Linked DNA regions of Mus musculus: regions 1 and 3 are each linked to region 2. The links are chromatin loops, found by intact Hi-C in ENCODE. Cell type or tissue: heart. All regions are shown on one strand. Each heading gives the region's core, and the rest is flanking DNA. Links, peaks and the distances in the headings are about the cores only. Region 1 holds the start of Nmi (N-myc (and STAT) interactor). Region 2 holds the start of Rif1 (replication timing regulatory factor 1). Region 3 holds the start of Rbm43 (RNA binding motif protein 43).

The links. Peaks named below come from ENCODE experiments on the same cell type or tissue, not always from the same donor. Only the 100,000 strongest peaks of a DNase experiment are listed, where the experiment ranks them.
Region 1: a loop joins it to region 2, with 4 times the contacts of the local background. A loop is called at or near these places in 15 of 42 quality-filtered maps.
Region 3: it touches region 2 in a loop (4-fold over the local background); 14 of 42 quality-filtered maps call a loop at or near these places.

Annotation. Positions count from the first base shown.
Region 1 is chr2:51,968,845-51,976,756 of GRCm38, forward strand. It overlaps Nmi (N-myc (and STAT) interactor), which reads right to left and starts at 4,364. Exons shown (of 9, transcript NM_001141949.1): 1 at 4,065-4,364; 2 at 3,744-3,783. In heart, for the core only: a CTCF peak has its summit at 1,710 (motif pointing right); DNase peaks (open chromatin) are centred at 3,507 and 4,077; H3K4me3 peaks cover 1,337 bases; H3K27ac peaks cover 1,389 bases.
Region 2 is chr2:52,070,032-52,075,031 of GRCm38, forward strand. It overlaps Rif1 (replication timing regulatory factor 1), which reads left to right and starts at 2,806. Exons shown (of 36, transcript NM_001355415.1): 1 at 2,806-2,835; 2 at 3,106-3,222; 3 at 4,216-4,294. The coding sequence starts at 3,119. In heart, for the core only: a CTCF peak has its summit at 2,946 (motif pointing left); a DNase peak (open chromatin) is centred at 2,800; H3K4me3 peaks cover 2,590 bases; H3K27ac peaks cover 1,663 bases.
Region 3 is chr2:51,930,661-51,938,572 of GRCm38, forward strand. It overlaps Rbm43 (RNA binding motif protein 43), which reads right to left and starts at 4,503. Exons shown (of 5, transcript NM_001141981.2): 1 at 4,172-4,503; 2 at 1,740-1,863. The coding sequence starts at 1,742. It also overlaps the pseudogene Gm13495. In heart, for the core only: a CTCF peak has its summit at 4,202; a DNase peak (open chromatin) is centred at 4,241; H3K4me3 peaks cover 2,333 bases; H3K27ac peaks cover 1,333 bases.

The DNA of each region.
Region 1 (7,912 bases), core at 1,515-6,514, 100 kb before region 2:
AGAACCACATCTGTTTCATTTATTATGACATCATTAGCTCTGAGTAATGGGGAACGTTCATTCCTCAGAAAGAGAGTTTGAAAGTCAAATAGAAGGGACAGTAGATCAGTTTCAAGCCAACAGCAGTCATCAGCACATGTGGAGATTGTAAGGATCAATGGCCTAGAGATGCTCCAGAGGCAGAAGCTGTGTCACCCCTTGCCTTACACAGCCATGTCAGACCCGGACTGTGTGTGTGTGTGTGTGAGTACATATATATATACATATACACACAAAAACATATATACATATATGTGTATATATACATACATGTACATATATGAATATGTGTATATATGTATATGTGTATTATGTTAACATATATACATATATTATGAAAGTAGAGGGGAGAGTATTTGGAGAAGAGGGACTCAACAAGAGGGACACAGGAGGCCAGCCAAAGCAGCGAGAGAGCAGTAGCACACATGTGAAAATGCCATAGAGCAAACCCTTTCTTTGTATGTGAACTGAAAACTAATTCAAAATAAATTTTAAACAAGAGTAATTTCACAGTGCAGGAAACCCAGCATAAGGGATCAAAATTAGATCCTCAAAATAAATAATAGGCTAAATGGCCCCTGATAGGCTGGACTAAGCTGACGAGACGCCGTGACCAAGTATGCACAGTCTGAACAAAATCAGGAAGAGGTCGCAGACAAACTTAGAGTCAGACGCTGTCTAGGCTATAATTTGTCTGTTTTGATTTTTTTATTTAAGTGAATTTTTTTTCAAGAAAGATGGGAAAATTTCCAGGTTAAAGGAAACTACAGAAACACAATTATTGTAATCTATGAAGCTCATATTGGGACAAATGGTAAAATGATTAGATGTTAGTGAATATCACAAATTAATTTCTTGATTTTTTTCAGACTGTGATATACTCAAACAGGAACTTCCACCCAACACCCTTTTAGTAAGAACTATACACTGAAGTATTGCTGGATCAAGCTCATTAGCTTGAAAATCTACTCTCAAATAATCCAGAGAGAAATATCATTTTATATGACATGCAACTTTTCTATAAATGTAAGATAATTTTAGATGCATTCTTTAAAATTACATAAACATATGCATGCATCTAAGATCTAACAGTCTAACCACAACTGAACCCTCAGCCTTAATTAAGCAGATCCTTAACTCACAAAGATCTGTTCAAGGGTCCTTCGCTGCCTCAACCTCCACCAAATGAAATCCTTTGGTTCTTCAAGGATCATAGCAAACCTCCAGAAAGTTCCTAAAGCTTTTTCTGACCTTCCCAGAGGACATTAGTTCTTCTTTATTGCTTACAAGGCACTTTGATTACATGTGTCATTTTCTTTGAATAATCAACAAATTTCTAAAGACTGGGATTACAGGCAGGCACGCCTGCTCACATTTATGACAGGAACCTATGCAACCAAGAACTGTGCACGTTACACTGTGCATTTTATATTGGATATTTTTTCTTCCCAGGAAAATATATTCATGTTCATATAGATATTAATTCCTCTTATTACATTTCTTAAGAAAGAAATTATAACATTTATAATTGTTTTTAAATATTGTTATTAAAACACCAATATTCTTCTTTTAAACATTTTTTAGATTCATTTTGTTTTTTTTTAAGATTCATTTATTTATTTTGATATATTTTTATATATGAGTACACTGTCACTGTCTTCAGACTCACCAGAAGAGGGCATCGGATCCCATTACAGATGGTTATGAGCCGCCATGTGGTTGCTGGGAACTGAACTCAGGACCTCTGGAAGAGCAGTCAGTGCTCTTACCTCTGTGCCATCTCTCCAGCCCAAAACACCAATATTCTTAAAATCTCTTGCTGTAAGTGGTCTATTACATAGCGCCCCCAGAATGTGTTCATCATATTTCTCATCTAAATATTTTCCCTTTCACACTGTGTGGAATATGTGGTAATTCTTCCCTTTCAAGCAATCTTATAGTAAGCAGAAAAATGACACCTTCAAAGACATCCATGTTCTAGTCCCAAGAACTTGTGAAAACATTAGATTACACTGCAGAGAAGATTTAAGGCTGCAAACTGAATTCAGGATGCTGATTGTAAAATACAGAGGTGGAACCTGGAGAGATGGCTCCAGGGTAAAGAGCTTGCTGGGTAAGCACTGGTACTTCCCATCCTGGGCAAGGTTCGAAGGTGTCCTGAAAGTCACTCTCAGTCTAGCCAAAGTCCAGGTCCATTGAGAGAGCCTGACTCAGAAATTAAGGTGGAGCAAAAGAGAAGACAATATCCAGCCTTCCACCTCTGGCCTCCACAGGTGCATGCTCAGGTATGTACACATATGCACGTGCTAGCCTGCGCGAGTGCACACACACACACACACACACACACACAATATGCAGATCATCCTGCATTGTGTGTGAAAACTTAACATGATCCAGAAGGCCCTCTAGAGTAAGAAGGGGATAACACCAGAGTTAGACTGAACACAGAAACATGATCAGAGAAGCAATGCTGGTCCTAACTTTGGAAATGGAGACGGAATGAGTTCATCCCGAGAGAGCTCCCAGAACAGAAGACAGCTCTGCTAGCCCTTTTACTTTATCCAGGGAGAGCCGCAGATGCCTACAACTGACACACAGACACACACAGACACACACGGGCACACACGGATACACACAGGCACACACAGGCACACACGGGCACACACAATCTAATTTTAAAATAGTACTAAAAGTAAGTATTTTTAAATTGAAAAGTGTGTACATGCACACACATGTATGCATAAGCCACCAAGGCCATGTAATTTATTATGGCAGTAAACTTAAAAAAAAATCATCTCATTTTCCTAGGGATACTTATATCGGGGGGGGGGTGCGGGGGGCGGGTACACAGAGTTCCTGGCAGCATAAAGAAGGAAGAAAATGGGCTGGAGAGATGACTCGGCGGTTAAGAGCACTGACTGCTCTTCCAGAGGTCCTGAGTTCAATTCCCAGCAACCACATGGTGGTTCACAACCACCTGTAATGGGATCCGATACCCTCTTCTGGTGTGTCTGAAGAGAGCTACAGAGTACTCATATACATTAAATTAAAAGAAAGGAAGGAAGGAAGAAATTATAATGTATCCATGTTGTATAGACCAGAAACAAGTCAAAAGATGGATACAATGTTAACAATTAAAAGATCCTAATTGAATTTCTTTTACAATCAGGGCACACTTGATTGAATAAATCGAGTAAGTGGTCTGTCTGAGTGTAGTGGCACAGGTCTGTAACAGGAGGATCAAGAGTTCAAAGCCAGCACAATGTAAATAGAAAGCAGTTGCCTCAAATGTTTTCACTGCTATGCAGAAGTTTGCTTTATAGGCAGAGAAGAAAGCTGAAAATGCAGAAACTGAACTGATTGGTTCACAGTTAAGTTCTCTGCAAGTCAGGGCCGGGGAGACCGGAACAGAATAACTGATTGGTGAATGTTCAAGAGCTTTTTGTGGGGAGTAAAGGAGAGGTGATTTCATTCTCTGGCCCAGTGGAACCTGCTGCTTTCCCTCTCTCCTGGCTGGACAGGACACAGGAAGTTTCCTTCGGGGCACACAAGGTAGCTCGGGTGCCTTTGGAGCAGGAGTCCTCTTAACCCAAACCAGTGCCCGCTAGAACTTACATTGAATATTCTCCTTTCAACATCTCCTTCCAAAAACAACAACAACAACAACAACAACAACAACAACAACAACAACAACAACAACTTACATATTCTGAAAAAGTGAGGCAGGACTACAGAACTCAGCACCTGCCAAAGAAATACAAATAATAGTCTTCCTGAGAAATCCATTTTTCTAAGAACCTTCTGGAGCCAGTCCCAATGACTGTAAGTTTCCTTTTCCCAGGAAGGGAAGCAACCCATGGCCGGAGCGCCTGGAGCGGGCGAGTCTCCAGGCAGCGCACTGGGGACCCAGACCCCGAGTCGCGGCGCTGGAAGCCGCCGCCCACCGCGCGCCGGGTGGAGCATCCCTGAGCGCGGGTGGTGGGACCGCAGGGACGCGGCGGACCGAGGATGGATCAAGCACTCACCCGCTCGCTGCGCAGCTCCCGGAAGCCGGTGCCTTAGAACTGAACTCTACCTCGAAAACACTAACCTGGCTTCAGCGACGAGCAGCGCTCAGTCCCAGGCCTTACTTTCACTTTCGGTTATTAGAAACAGGATGCTTCTGCTCCATGCCCTGAGGACTTCGTCCAGGGCGCCATTGCTGCTGTCTCTTATTATTGGCAGTAACTCCGAGACCTGCTTAGAAAAGCTTATTTATGTGCATTATGCGGAACACGCTGTTGAAAAGCTGGATGGAAACCAGAGCTCTCTATGCAAATCCTCTCTCTGTAACTTTTTAGACGGTTATAAAGTTTGACACAAGCACAAGATAAACCAGGAAGCTGAGAAAGCTGCTTCCTGGGTTGGATTTTATGACCCTTGAAAGTTTTCTTCTAAGCTTTGTTTTTGTTGTGAAGATTTTGTAAACAAACACATCGCTAGATGTGAACTTTTCCTTTGCTAGAAAAATAGCTGGCTTCCGTCAAGAACGGCAGTGTTCCCTAATCCTACATCAAGAACTGGTTACTCCACAGCTAGGCAGCACATGAGCACAGAGCTGTGGAAGACAGCAAAGAGCTATCAGGGCCTCCCTTCTACATGGTGGCGCTCTATATCTGTGCATACTAACTAACGGCTCGGAATAAAATGATGCACTTGGCAGAAGCAAAATTCTTTCCATCAAGAACAGTGATGGAGCCGGGCAGTGGTGGCGCACGCCTTTAATCTCAGCACTTGGGAGGCAGAGTCAGGTGAATTTCTGAGTTCGAGGCCAGCCTGGTCTTAAGAGTGAGTTCCAGGACAGCCAGGGCTATGCAGAGAAACCCTGTCTTAAAAAAAAAAAAAAAAAAAAGTGATGGGGCCCCTAGTTGGTAGCAGGATCTCTGTGAGTTGAAGGTTGAAGGCCAGAGTTCCAGAACAGCTAAGGCTACACAGAGAGACCTTGTCTGGGTAGGATGTGGACACGGGGAGGGGGGTGGGGGTGGTGAAGGCAGTGATAGGACCTACTTTTCAGTGACACCAGAGCCACATAGTAAGACCCTGTCTTTTAAAACAGGTTAAGGGTTTCTTTTGAGTTGTCAGCCCAATTAGAAAGAACAAACACTCAGTGAGTGGTGCACTGGATAAGGAATGGGGCTATCCGGACGTAATACACAGGGGTGGGTTTCCCCTTCGGAAAGGAGATGGGGAAGGGCTGAGAAGATGTGAGAGGGTGGGACTGGGAGGAGAGGAAGAGTTGATGTTGGGATATAAAGTGAATAAACAAATTACTTATTTTAAAAAAGAAACAAGTGGGGGCCTAGCAAACACAGAAGTGGATGCTCACAGTCAGCTATTGAATGGATCACAGGGCCCCCAATGGAGGAACTAGAGAAAGCACCCAAGGAACTAAAGGGAACTACAACCCTATAGGTGGAACAACAATATGAACTAAGCAGTACCCCGGAGCTCTTGTCTCTAGCTGCATATGTATCAAAGGATGGCCTAGTCGGCCATCACTGGAAAGAGAGGCCCATTGGACTTGCAAACTTTATATGCCCCAGTACAGGGGAACGCCAGGGCCAGGAGGGGGGAGTGGGTGGGTAGGGGAGTGGGGGGGGGTGGGTATGGGGGACTTTTGGGATAGCATTGGAAATGTAAATGAGGAAAATACCTAATTAAAAAAATTTTTAAAAAAAGAAAGAAAGAAGTGGTCTGAGTATTACTTAGGTTTTCTTCTGAATTTGAGCAGGACCATGAATATGTCAATTAAAACTCATAAGAAGTCATTGATTTGGACTGAGTTCCAGAGCAAAAGCGAAGTCACTTATGCTGAAATCCCAGGTTGCCAAAAAGAAAGTTATTGTTCCGAGAAATCAGCTGAGAAGTCACAGCCAAGTCCCTAAGCAAACCAGTTCTACACGGCAGAATAATAGCTTTAACCTTTACAACACAAGATCTTTAAAACGGCCTTTGGGGTGCTAGAGAGATCACTTAGTGATTAAAGGCACTCGTTTCTGTTGCAGAGACACTAGGTTCTATTCCCAGCTCCACACAGCCTGCTGTCACTTCTGTTCCAGAAAATGAATGCCCTCTGTGGCTTCTGTGGGCAGACTAGAGATGCAGATACATGAAGACAAAACACAAACCCATTAAATAAAAATAAATCTAAAAATGTGTTTTTTAACAGCATGCTTGGGTGTTTTTGGGGGGTACATTCTTCAGCCACCCCCTTGCTTTTTTGATCTATGAAACAAGTATCTGCCCAACTTGTCAGACTCTGATTCTAGAATCACAAAAAGTCAACTTGGTTTTTAAACTAAAATAGTTGTAATTTTTGTCTTTGGACAAAAAATGAGTTATTTAGTAAATTTTTCATCCTGTCCTTATCCTTGTTTTGGAAGGAGATATATACTAGGAGGCATAAGAATGACCACAAAGATCTAATCTGATGTAGACTTAAGGAGAAGCTAAGGGATGGGTGGGGAGGAGACTTTGAGACACAACCATCCTTTGCTTTTGTCAGTGTTGGGACGAGGGGGACGGTGCCAGGTGCCACGGGAGCTTCTAGATGATCCCCTCCCATCTTTCCCTCCCACCAAAAAGTGGGAGTACAAGAAATACAGACATCAGTGGGCCACTGCATCTGGCTTTTTTATCTGGGCTCTGGGATGGATCTAAGTCGTCAAACATTTTTACCTGCTGTGGTGATTTGAATATGCTTGGCTCATGGGAAGTGCTACTATTAGGAGGTGTAGCCTTGTCAGAGGAAGCGTGTCACTGCGTAGGTAGGCTTTGACGGTTCCTAATGCTCATCAAGCTCTGCCCAGTGAAGAAGAGTCGTTCTCTTTCTGGCTGCCTTTGGATCAACATGTAGAGCTCTCAACTGCTCCTTTTCCAGCACCATGTCTGCCTGAACACTGCCATGCTTCCTACCATGATGATAATGGACTGAACCTCTGACACCGTAAGGCAGCCCCAACTAAATGTTGTCCTTTATAAGAGTTGCCTTGGTCATGGTGTCTCTTCACATAAATGAAACCCTAAGACATATAACTCATTTATAAACTATGTCTTTAGATGTGATTAGGGAATGCTACATGTTGGGTTTCCTTTTAGAGAGTTATAGTGTCCACTAACCTACTGAGAGTCTCAGGAGTACTGCAGGGGAAAATTAAGCACACGTTACAATTTTTTAACTTTAGCCTGGACATGGTGGTACACACCATTAATCCCAAGAATCAGAAGCCAACAGATCTCTGTGAGTTTGAGGACACCCTGGTCTAGTTAGCAAATTCTAGGCCAGCCGGGAATACAGTAACTAATACAGGGATACAGTGAATAATTATAAGAATAATTTTACTTTACTCAACCTGGAATTTGGCAGACTACTATAGTCAAACATTTCTTTTCAAGAAACAGGTATTAAAATCTTAGATAACTATTTATTTATTTATTTATTTATTTATTTATTTATTTATTTATTTTTGCAGTACTAGAGAGCAAACCTAGGTCTTTATATGTTCCAAACCATTTCTCTGCTACTGAGCTACAACCCCAGCCCCAAAACCTTGGGAAATTTCTGCTGGAGCATTTGAGTACTCCTTATCACATTCCACCAGATAATGTATATAAAGTGTCTGCCTCGTCCTCACTGAATACAACATCTGTAGCTTAGGTATCACAGGAAAATCTCACAAACATAGATGGATATTCTGTAACACCTCTGTCTCCCTCACCAAATAGAATGAACTCTCCCCACACAGTCCATAACTACAGAGAAGTGGGGAGCAGAGGGGGGCCTTTACAAAGTGTAATGTATGCTATACAGAGTTGAGAGAACAGGAAGAGTAGA
Region 2 (5,000 bases), core at 1-5,000:
GAAGATGAATTCTTTTTTTTAAAATTATTTATGTATATGAGTATACTATAGCTGTCTTTCAGACACACCTGAAGAGGGCATGGATCTCTTTACAGGTGGTTGTGAGCCACCATGTGGTTGCTGGGAATTGAACTCAGGACCTCTGGAAGAGCAATCAGTGCTCTTAACACCTGAGCCATCTGTCCAGCCCTAGAGGATGGATTCTTTTTTGTTTGTTTGTTTGTTTGTTTGTTTTTCGAGACAGGGTTTCTCTGTATAGCTCTGGCTGTACTGGAACTCACTTTGTAGACCAGGCTGGCCTCGAACTCAGAAATCCACCTGCCTCTGCCTACCAAGTGCTGGGATTAAAGGTGTGCGCCACCACGCCCGGCTGGAGGATGGATTCTTGATCTTTCTCCCAAGTGCTGAGATTCTAGGCATGGAACTCCACTATGCCTGGCTCTGACTCTTCCTGATATATGTTAAATTTTATTAATATTTAATTTTATGTGTATATATAATTTTTTAAAACATTTTATTGGTTTTTCAAGCCAGGGTTTGTGTAGTCCTGGCTGTCCTGGAACTCAGTCAGTAGACTCTGCTGACCTTGAACTCATGCAGAACTGCCTGTTTCTCCCTCCAGAGTGCTGGGACTAAAGGTGTGTAACACCAAGCCTGCTTATTTATTTATTTTTGGTTGTTCGAGACAGGGTTTCTCTGTATAGCCCTGGCTGTCCTGGAACTCACTTTGTAGACCAGGCTGGCCTCGAATTTAGAAATCTGCCTGCTTCAGCCTCCCAAGTGCTGGGATTAAAAGCGTACGCCACCACGCCCGGCTGCCTGTTTATTTTTTAAATTAGTCTTTCTATGTAGTTCTGAGTCTCTGGAAACTTCCTATGTATATCAGGCTGGCTTTAATCTCAGAGTCAGAGATCCTCCTGCTTCTTCCTTCTAAGTGCTGGGATGAAAGGCATGCAGCACCACATCTGCCTCGTTTTGAAGAGGGAAAAAAAAAAGTCTGGCTATGTAGCTCTGACTGGCCTGGTTCTCATTATGTAGCCCAGGTTGTCCTGGAACTCACATCAATCCTACTGCCTCAGACTTGTGTTGGGATTACAGATTTGTGTTGATTAAATTTTCTAGAAATTTTGCAGGTAGTCTGTGTGGGTAAGGGAATTTGTTTTGATTCTAATCTTTCACCCTTTTCTATGAGATAGAAAACACCAAAGAGCAGAGAACTCATTAGCCTAGTAAAATTGCATGTGGAGCTCAACGATTTTACAAAAGCAACACTTGTTGCTCCCAGTACCTTGGACCAACCAGCAGAAACTTAAGTCATTTTAGGAGATCTAGAGCTGGGTGTGGTGGTGCACACCTTTAATCCCCAGACGCGGGAGGTTGGAGGATCTCTGTGTTTGAGCACCCGGGGTCAGGAGAATTTAAATCTCAATGGAAGGAATGTGGGTGGTGGTGGGGTAAAGGACGGAAAGATTCCACGGATTTCCCCACTCCCACTGAATGAAGCTGAAGGCTTGTCAATATTTGCTTTGACTTTTGTGACGGGCCTGCTTTGTAAGTCAGTGAGAGCTGGAACCGGAGCTGTCTTCTACCTCAGCCTTCTGAGTGCCGGGAAACAGGTGTGTACTACCGGGCTTAACTGACCCATAATTCTTGAAAAGGGGGATTTAAAATATGGGCTTCTCACAGGGAAAAGTTAGGTGCTGGTGGGTTGTTGAGAACAAGCGGCAGACTGGAGGTTGGAACCTAGGGCTTCAGTGTGCCAGGCAAATTCGCTAGTAGAGCCTGGCTCTGGGTGGCCCTATTATTCTTTGTTGTTATTTTTACTTTTTTTTTTTTTTTTTTTTTTTAAAGACAGGGTTTCATTATGTAGCTCTGATTGTCCTGGAACTCTTTTATCTGTCTGCCTAGCCAGTTTAAGTGTTGGGAGTAAAGGCGTGGGCCACTAGGTCCTGCTTCCCTGACCTTCTGTGCTTAAAGTTGAAACAATCTTGCGGGTTGTGGAGAGTGCTGAGAGGCACGTGAAACGATTTCAATGATTACCACGTTGTTTAAGGGTTTACTGTCGTTTCTGCCGCACCTGTGTATCCCAGGGCCACCGTCACCCCTCTACACCTGGGGTCCAATGGAAGTAAACCAATTCTAGGCAGTTGCCTCTGAGGAATCTCAAGGCTGAAGGGCGGTATTTTGAAATCTGCAAATCAATACCGCCCATTTCCAGGCCTTTGTTATGCACGCCATGGGTCTCCTTTAGCAACACTCCCCCCCTCCCCCCCGCTAAGAAATGTGCTGCCACTAGTCCCCACTCTCAGAAGCTGAGATGAAGTCAATTTCCTAAGGTCACAGACCAAAGCTTGAATGCGTGGCTTTTGAGGCACCTCCGACTTACTCATTGGGCTGGGGCTTAGAGGCAGAGAGCTAGGTTTAGCAAGTGGACCTCTAGAAAACAAAAACCCAACAACAGCAGCAGCAGCAAACAACAACAAAACAAGCCCAACAGCCTGCCATTCACTCTCAATCAAATGGTTTTGTGGGCTCCTTTGGGAAGCACTGGAGTTTTGCAAACTTGGTCGGCTGAGCAAGTAGCTGGAGTCAGGTGGAGTGGGGCACTAATTTACATCACCCATCTCTAGCCCCGGGCTGGAGGCGATACACACCCCCCGAGGTGCTCCGGGGGCGGGGGCGGGGGCGGGGGCGGGCAGCAGGCCATCGAGCAGCCCGGCGCGCCACCGCCCGTTGGATTGGCTCGAGCCTCTCCCGCCAGGCCTGCCCGGCTCCCGCGCGCCGCTGGGCCCGCCCCCCGCCGCCATCTTGGTCGTGGAGGAGCGGGCTGCACGCGTGAGTAAATAAGCGCGAGCCGGGAGCGGACGGCGGGCCCCGGGGCGGCGAGCTGCGGAGCGGACTTCCCGCGTGGGGGGTGAGGAGCGGGAGGCTCGGCTCGGCCCGGCCGGCGCCGCCTCTGCCCCCTCGCGGCCGTGCTGCCTGGGAAGCGGCGGCGGGAGCCGGGCAGGCGGGAGGCCGGCCTGCGAGCGCGCGGCCCGGCGTGCAGGTGAGGGCGCCGCGCGGGCCGTGCCACCGGTTACTGGGTGTCTTCCGGCCTCGCTGCAGGGTGGCGGCCGACATGACGGCCCCAGGTCGCAGCCCCCTGGAGCCGCTTCTGGAGACTTGGGAAGACCCCTCGGTGCCTCCGGGAGAGCAGACGGACGCCTACCTAACTCTGACCAGGTGAGGCGGGCCGGGGGGACGAGCCCGGGGCGGGAGCCGGGGCAGCCGTGGGGACCCGGCGGACGCGGGTAGTTCGGGGTGCACCGGGCCATTGCCTGCCGAGTGACGTTGCGGGGCGCAGCGGCGGCGTCCGAGGGCTTCTTCGGGGACGAGCGGTTCTGTATTTTTTTGTCTGGCCCGCAGACGGGAAAGCCTTTAAAGAAAAGTTTGGAGTCGAGAGGCGTTTGGAGAGCAGGGCTTTGCCCTGCGAACCTCGGACGCCGTGGGAAAGTTGGCGATCCGGAGTTAGTGGGTTTAGTTAGGGTCTTTGGCTCAGGCTCGCTCCAGTGCTCATCCCCCGACCCCGGCCTCGAACTTGTGGTTCTGCCGGAGTGGTTGAGATTACAGGTGCGCGAGTCAGCAAACCGGCCCCAGAATTGGCTTAAAAAAAAAAAAAAAAAAAGCAGAGCCAGGAACCCCGTTTTGACTTATTTGAAAGGCTTTAGAAAAATTTCTGAATTTTGTTAAACTTTCGTATTTTCTGAGTTAGAAAACATGATTAGGGAAAGGGATTCCCACTTTCTTTTCTCATGTAAAAATTACAAAAAAAGAAAAGAAAAAATACGTTTTCGAGGCCAAAAAGCTTTGAGGCAAGTTACCGCTTATATGTGGTCTAACTTAAAACATTTTTTCTCTATACCTTTAAACTTTTTAAAGAAAGAGGTTAATTCCAAGGGCTTGAAAGTCGTCTTTAAAAACTTAAAACAAAAAGCCAGTTACGAGTTAGAGTGCCTGCGGCTCCAGGTGTTGGATGGCTCTGGAACTGGAGTTACAGGTGGTTGTGAGCCACGATAGGGGTGCTGGGATTGAACACCAGTCTTCTGCCAGAGCCTCTCTGTGTTCTTACCCTGGATCATCTCTCCAGCCCTGAAAGTAATCCTTAAAGTGATGGCAATAACTTTTTGTTTGTTTGTTTATGCTTTCGACTAAGCTTATGTTCTATTTCCTTTAAAGTCGTATGACTGGAGAAGAAGGAAAAGAAGTCATTGCAGAAATCGAGAAAAACCTTTCTCGGCTGTACACGGTTTTAAAGGTCTGTGTTCCTTTCTTAATGACTTCGCACTGCCTCAGTCTGAACCCACTAGACTGAGCCCTTTGAAATCTTTTCTTAGCCTTCCAAATCTGGGATTCCAGGAGCAACTCTGACTAGCTTTCTGATAAAATGGTTTTTCACTGTGGATGGAGCATCATTATCCAGTGCATTGTTAATGCCCTGAATACAAAATATCATCAGTTATATTGATGAGATTATTATCTCAAGTGATTATATATGGTTCATCAGGTGCTCTCAGTTACCTTATGTGTCCTCTCACTTCAGTTCATGTATGTACCACTAAGCTACATCCATAGACCAAGTCTGCTCTTTAAAGCCCCACTTTGCAGGTTAGGAAATCGGTTCATTTGCCTAAAGTCTAAAGTGTCTAGGGTTGTCAGTTCAAAGCTTATGTCTTATTAAAACAATAAGATCTGTGTTTTGGAAGGTCTGAGTAATTTGTCCTAAAATGGCAACTATCTTAGTCTTCCCTTTCGATAGACAGTATTCATATTCATGCTTTTTTGTTTGTTTGTTTGTTTGGGGCAGAGGGATTTTTTCCAGTTTGGGAACCAGGTAGCTTAGCTAGGTGACAATCCTGTCTCTGCCTTCCAATTGGGATTATAGGCTGGCACTGACATACCCCACAGTACGTGTTATTTATTTTTATTTACATTAATTTTTGCTAATTTTGCTTTTTGGAACA
Region 3 (7,912 bases), core at 1,639-6,638, 140 kb before region 2:
AGCTCTCCCAATAAACGTGTGCAGAAGGATCCTGTTGTGGCGTCTTTCTTGCTGGAGAGTCCGGCACTCACAATAAGCCAGTGAGAAAGGTGCTCCTCTTATGGTCAGAATCAATGGGAAGTCTTGTAATAATGTGGTGGCTGCATAAACTAACCCCCACTTTCCACCAGGGATCTGAAGAAACAGTGAATCACAGAGGGACATGCTCTCTCACTGTGGAGTACACAGTGAAGATCCTTCATTTAAATCCACTTCTACTTAACACCTTCATTTGTCTCCCACCTCAGGAATGTGAATCCACACAGCCTCAGCCTCACCCAAGATGTGTGCAGTTAGTCAGGACCAATTGCAGCGAAATTCAGACATAATCCATCTTAACTAGCTGAGGAAGGACTGCACCTCCCGAGCTGGACTGATGGTTAACAAACCGCAAAGGAGCTTTGGGCTCTCAATGCAAGGACTACTTCAAATAAGATCTGTCTGAGAAAGAAGCCTACTTCTAGCGTCCCAGAAGGACAGCAAATGAAGTGTGTCTATGTAAACACACACAGTGTTCCTTTCACCCTGACAGCCTTAAAAATGAAAGTAAAAGATTAAAATCAGTTCACTGGGACAGACTTCAACCGTTTTCAGGGAGACAAAAATATACACAGATGTATGTAAGGATGAGACAGAAGAAACAACTGTAGAATAAGGAAAGGGGAATTGTGGGGTAAAGGAGACAGTCTGAACAGCAGAACCTTGGGCGTGAAAAAGAGGAACACGCACAACAGGTCATGGATGGCTACCAGTAAAATAATCTCTCCAGTTTGCTCTGAGCACAGTCTAGCCCCAGCTTAGACGCACACACGGGCTTGAGCACACAAGCGCCATAGTGTCAGACGCTGATTCAGACCTCAGTGGAAAGTAAGGATCTTTTTTCTTAAGATACATACATACATACATACATACATACATACATACATACATACATACATACATAAACTCTCTGGAGACTCTAGTTAGCCTGGGCACGCATGAGCACTGCTGATTCTTTTCTGGCATATGAAGAGACCCCAGCCTAAAGATCATGAGTGAACAAAATCTTTTCTTTCTTTTTTTTTTTTTCTCTTTTGGTTTTTCGAGACAGGGTTTTTCTGTGTAGCCCTGGCTATCCTGGAACTCACTTTGTAGACCAGGCTGGCCTCGAACTCAGAAATCTGCCTGCCTCTGCCTCCCGAGTGCTGGGATTAAAGGCGTGTGCCACCACGCCCCGCTAGAGTGCACTAAATCTTAAGTAAAGGGGGAAAGCACAAACAGAAAAGATACCTTTAAGCATCACTAGAAATATTTCCCTTTATGTGACAAAGAAAAATTACACATGACTTAAGTCCAAAAGGGGGGAAACATCTTTAGCCAGCAATTAGCAATTAGACCCTGCTGGAAACGTATATGCTCCTTAGGATGCACCACTGTTGAATTTTAACTTTTAGACTAAACGTGCCAAGTCTTCACAAAAACTCAAAGTGGCTACAAAGAAAATGAAAATACTCAATGCGGTCAATGTAGGATTAAAGCCAGTGTTAATAGAAATTAAAGGGATAATGACACAGTTACATTACAGACAATTATGTAACCTGATACACAGGTTAAGTACGTTATAGAAGGTACAAAAACAACCTGAAGAAAAACTTAAGCAAGATTACAGCACAGCTCCCAAAGTTGAAAATGGAAGAAAGCAGTCATTCCTCCTCACTTACCATAGCGGGATTCAGAAAATGACTAAGCCAGTGGTGGTGATGGTCCAGAAGATGCACGGTCTCAGAATCTCTGCCTTTCACCCGGTTGCTGAGTCAAGACGATGAGATGGCACACAGATCCTATCTAATGAGGTCATTTTTAAGTTTACTTATGTATGTATGACATTCTCAACACACACATCCTATCACTTAAGGCATTACAAAAACTGTATTCATTGAACAAAACATTCCACATCCGACAACACATTGGGCACAAGTGGCAAGCAGAAAGAAATCTGTTGCCCTGAAATTCTGTCCTCTTCAAAACATGTACTGTACAGAGCTGGGAAAATGGCTCAGGGGTTAAGAGGCCTTGCTACTCCTACAGAGAACCTGGGTTCCATTCCCTACACCAACCTGGTGGCTCACAACAGCCTGTAACTCCAGTTCAAGGGAGTCTGACACCCTCTTCTGGCTTTTGAAGACACCAGGCACGCATGTGATGTACATACATACATGGAGGCAAAACACACACATAAAATACGATAAAATTAATTTAACGAATAAAAATGTGCGGTGTTGTCTTTCTGCCCTGCAGCATTCAAGGGGCTTGACAATTCATCCAGTGGGGACTTCTAGCTCAAGGATAAGAAGGTCACTTACGTCATTTCAGAGGAGCTCGGTTTGCATAAAAACCATATTGCTCTACAGAAGGAAACAGAGCATCTCATTTCGAACACATACCACCCACAATAAAATCCTGTAAGACTACAGTAAAGGCCATCCAGGATTAAGAAGCAAGATTAATTCTGGCTAAAGCACGAAAGGCTCTGTGAATGAGAGGCCTTGAAGGCTGGGGCAGAACTGGAGTTGAGACAACAAAATATCAAGAAAAAAGAAGTTTTCAGGCTGAGCAGTGGCAGTGCACACCTTAGATCCCAGCACTGGGAGGCAGAGGCAGGTGGATCTCCATGAGTGTGAGGTCACAATGCTCTATAAAGCTAGTTCCACGACAGCCAAGGCTACATAGAGAAACACCGTCTTGGACAACCAAACCAAAAAGAGGGGGAGGGAGGAGGAGGGGCGGGGAGGGGGGAGGAGGGAGGGGAGAGGAACAGGGGGAAGTTGTTTTCAGCACACAAAGCTGGGGCAGGGATGTGGGGAGGGGGGGGGGGCATGGCTCATGTTGGTCGAATACAAGGCAAAGGGAGACCTCCTGAAGATAAAATTCTCAAAACTGTAAAAAGTTAAAACTTACTGGGTATATGACAAAAAAGACACTTTAATGGAAGTAAACTATTTGTCTTCTAGATGGTATAGTGAAAAGATGAAAATATACCTCAGTCTAGTCCTCAGACACTTAATGCAATTTCCCTTACAAGAGGAACTTTTCAGACTTCCAGCCTGTGTGACTTCCTGGCTTTTATCTCTGCAGCACAGTTCCCTGACAGCCCACGCCAGCCTCCTTGGTAAGTGGCTCATGAACTACAGACCTTCCAGCCATTCATCAATATCAAAGACAAATATCCATTTAAGCTCAGGAGAGCTCCACACCTCATCAGCACTAATGCGTTTCTTAATTCAAGTGTCTACGCACACGTTATCTTTAGAATCACCTTGTTCTGCAAGACCTCACTTCATTCCGTGGTCTCGTCAACGTCCTGCACATCCTTTCTTCACTAACTCACTTAAGTCTGAGGACATGTGGCTACATGCCTTCTCCTGAGACCCGTTATAAGCAGAGAATGACCTGTCTTCCTCTGTGCACAGTGAAGAAGAAAAACAATCCACTCAAAGACTATGAAATACGGGAATTTCAGCAGAGGTGTGGTGCCATTTTACAGTTTCCATGCTCTGCTTTAAGAAGCTCTGGCCTTGATGTCAGAAAGGAAGGAAGGAAGGAGAAAAAGAGGGAGAGAGAGGGAGACAGACAGACAGACTGACAGTGGTGTAAAGTAACACTTTCTTCTTAAGTGTGGCACTAAGAAGAAATATTTCATTTGCTGTTTTGTTTTCTATTTGTTTTCTCAATAGTTTATTTTCATGCACTATACCTTGACTCTCACCAAGTAAAACACACACACACACACACACACACACACACACACACACACACACACACACACACACACACAAAATCAGGTAAAATATATATAGAAACTCACGCACTCACTGTAACAGCTCCAAAACACAGTCATCTAGGCAAAACCCCGGGTCCCTGGTCAAAGGCCTAGCTCTGACGGAGAGAGGGACAGCAAGCCAGTGCCTTCAGCTCAGACACTTCTTACTGGCTCCTTCCAGTAGTTAGCCTCCATTTCTGGGTCACTGTCCTCGCCCCCACTCCTAACCGCAGTCCCGCCCAAACCACCTTCCGGACAAAACCCGTGAGTCCCTGCCTATTGAGCAGGGGCGGGTGAGAAAAGAGGCCGTATCCCCACGCGTGGGAGCCAGACCTGCTGCGCCCGTGACGGCCACTTCGGGGCGCGCGACCGCGCAGGACACGTGCTCCGGGACCCTCGGCGCGCCTTCCTGCACTGCAACCCGGGGAAAAGCGACTTGCCAGGCCTCGGAGATGTTCGAGCAGCGGGAGCGCTAAACTGGAGGTGAACGGGTTCCGCTTTCGCTTTCCAGTTCCGTTTCCTTGGAGACTCAGTTTGGAAGGGCGGAGCCCGGCTGGGTCGGTCCCTTGGCGCCTTTGAGGTACCTGTGCAAGATGCCCCAGGGGCATCTGGGCTTCTCTCCAAACTCATTCCTAGGCTTTGCCCCGTCTCTCCAGCGCATTCTCAAACCCGATCCCCGACACTTCCTTCCCGCCAGCAGGGTCCGCCCAGGCTCATCACCGGTGGAACGCAGAGCACATGAAGAAGGTACCCTGCTGCCCACAAAACTCAATCACTTGGCCGAATGGCCCTGGAGCCTGGGACACAAGAAATCTAGCCCAGTAAAATCAAAGAAATATAAAGGCAAAAGCAGAGCACGAACTCCCTTGTAAAGAAATAGAAACTGAAATTGGGAGATACCAATTTTCAACCGGTGTGCTCAAATTAGCAGATCCCACAAACCAGTTTAGATGCAAACATTTCTAAAGATTTGGACATCTCTCAGGGACTCAGAATACAGCTCCCCACATAAGCACTTTAGCTTGCCCTATTCCTGAAGCCAAGTCCCTCTGACCCCTTCCTGACTCTCTCCTGCATTTTTGTTGACCCTAAGCCAGTCACAGAAAACAGGATTCTTCTTCCCCAACGTTGGGTCATATAAAATAGACACCTCTCGTCCCAAACAAGCTATGAAACATACTCCCCTCTCTCTGAGGGAAGTCCCATTCCCGCATTAAGGAATGCTGCACAGAGCAAAGATGAATCCAGACAGGCTGGGATGGCTAATCTTGACTGTCAACTTGATTAATTTGGGAAGAGGACCTTCAACTGAGAAACTACCTCTGTACTGTAGGCATGTCTGTGGCATTTTCTGTCCTTTTTTCATTTTTTGGTTTTTCGAGATAGGATTTCTCTGTGTAACTCTGGCTGTCCTGGAACTTGCTCTGTATACCAGGTTAGCCTCGAACACAGGGATATCTGCCTGCCTTGGCTAGAATTAAAGGGGTGTACTGCCGCTATTGGAGTGTGGCATTTTCTTGATTGCTAATTTATGCAGAAGAGGTGAGCCTCCTGTGGGCGGTACCATCCTTAGGCAGGTGAAAGTGAGCAGACAGGAAGTGGTCAGCAGCAGTTCCGCCAGGCTCCTGCTTCAGGTTCCTGGCTTGCGCTGCTGTAACCTATAAACCAAAATAGACCTTGACCTTCCCAGGGTGCTTTGGGTCATGGAGTTTATCCAGCAATAGAGAGCAAACCAGAACAAGAAAGCGAACTTCTGTCCAGTCACAGTTCCCAAAGCTGTCCAATCTTTATCTACCTTGAGCATAAAAACTGTATTTTTCGGGCCTCTGGCTGTTTCTCTCGGATGACCTCTGTGTCACATTCAATGGTGATAAGCTATTAATAAAATTAGTATGCTGTTCTGATGCTCTTCTTCTTTTCAGTAGGATTGGTAGCCGTGACCTTTACCGTGACTAAGGTAAAGGTCTTCCTGTTCTAGCATTATCAAAATACAAAGACATGCAAGCGTGTAAATGTGCAATTATCCTCAAACTTAGCAGCTCTACTCTTGGAAGTTCCCTTCCAACACTAGTGCATGAGTGACCCCAAGAGGCCGGACAGAAATGAATATATGCTGCTTGTAGTGAGGAGTCCACTCAGCTCACCAATGAAAGGACCTACTTACATACTTGATGGTACTTCACAGCTATGAAGATTTTAGGACAGAATGAGATAGGTCTCCTCTCCATGTAATTATATAGTTCCTCAATTTATAGTTTATCTCCAGATCTTCCTGTCTCGGCCTTCAAAGTGCTAGGATTTCAAGCTGATGCCACCATGCTGACACATCCCCACTATGCCAATTTGAATGTCTAATAAAGTGTAATGAGAGCAAACAGAAAGAACACTTTTTTCCCCTATGTTTTGGATTGAAGCCAGTGCCTGTGCACGAGAGGCCAGCACTATCCTCCTGACTCCCTGCTTCCTACTCTATCAGCTTGCTTACACCCCCACATTTATGTTCTTGATACAGCATGGTGTCTTCCTTTCCTTTTGCTGCAATCAAATCCCTGGACATAATCAGGTTAATGGAGAAAGGGTTTCTCCTGGCTCACAGTTTCATCTGCAGGATGGCAGGAACTTGAGACAACCAATGGCACCACACCCACAGACAGGAGCAGAAAGCAATGGACTAACAACTGCTTAGCTTGATTCCTCCTCTCTTATGCAACTTATGCGACCCAGGATCCCTTGCTCAGAGAACAGCGCCACCACTATTATAACCACAGAGATGCAGTAGCCTAGACAATCCCTCACTGAAACGTTTTCTAGGCGATTCTAGCTACATTGTGTCAAATGTGTCGTGGTAAATTCCCAACCCAAATAACCCCGTGCAAAGAAAACACAACTCAATTAGTATGAATATAAGCTGCAGGCCTAGGTTGGGCAGATCTCCCACTGCACTACTCTATTCTCCAGCTGTGAGATCCCTTATAACTTGTGGGTTCCCTAAACCTCCTGCTTTTGCTCCATTTTCCTTCCAACTCCTCCTCCTCCATCATCCTCTCTTCTCTCCCTCTCCTCCTTCTCCCTAAAACTTTTTAGCTCCACCTTCCCTTCCACTGCCAATCACCTGCTCTAGCCTTTATTTTGCAAGTTAAAATGGGCAGAAAGCTCACAAAACGTTACCTGAGTATTTGATTCACTCCTTGTCCCAGGCAGCCCCTCTTGGGGAAGCAGAATTAGCATCAAAATACAAGCAGCACCAGAGCAATCCACAATACAAATTGGCAAAACTAAACTTAATATACGATCATAAAGACCCTTTCTAAAGTTTTAAAATATTGAAACAATGTTTGACATTTTCATAAACTGCATTCATGTTGGCAAAAAAAAAAAAAAGAATCACAAGATGACACTGTAAGAAGTTTCCCCTCTCCCTAACATACTTGGGAATAGAAAAAGGGAAATTTTCTTTTTTCCAAGTCTGATTATTTATTTATTTATTTATTTATTTATTACCCTTTAAGAGTTATTTTTGAGTGGACTCGACACTTAAGTAGAAGTCCTCAGCTTCCTTCATTTGCAGACAAAAGTTTAGTGTAGTCTGCAGCCTGCTCTTTGTTTTTGCTGCCCTGTTTCTTCAGAGCTTCATGAACTTTTGTGTGGTAGGTCATGTGGCGTAACAAGACGCCAACTCTTAGGGGCTTTGGTCTTGGGCTTCCTGCCTTCTCTGTTAAAGGACATCCTGCCAACATACAAGTGGACATCATTGTCTTTAGAGAGATTGGAGTTTTCAGATTCTGCGAGTTCTTCAGGGCCTCAACTACCAAGACACAGTGGTGTCTCTCAGCTTAGTAGCACCCCTCTCTCCTTTTTCTACAATATCCACATTGAGAACATCACCCACAATCCATCCCTGGGCAGATTTGTGTGCTTTGGTCTTTGGTCTCTACAAGAATGTCATTTTCTCAACAACAAAAGAGGGTCTGCTGTGGTCAAGACACCCTGCTTCATAGGAAAACCTTGTTTATCGTTCCCACCACTGATTCAGACCTCGTAGCCCTCCCATCCTTCATCTAGAACATCACCAGG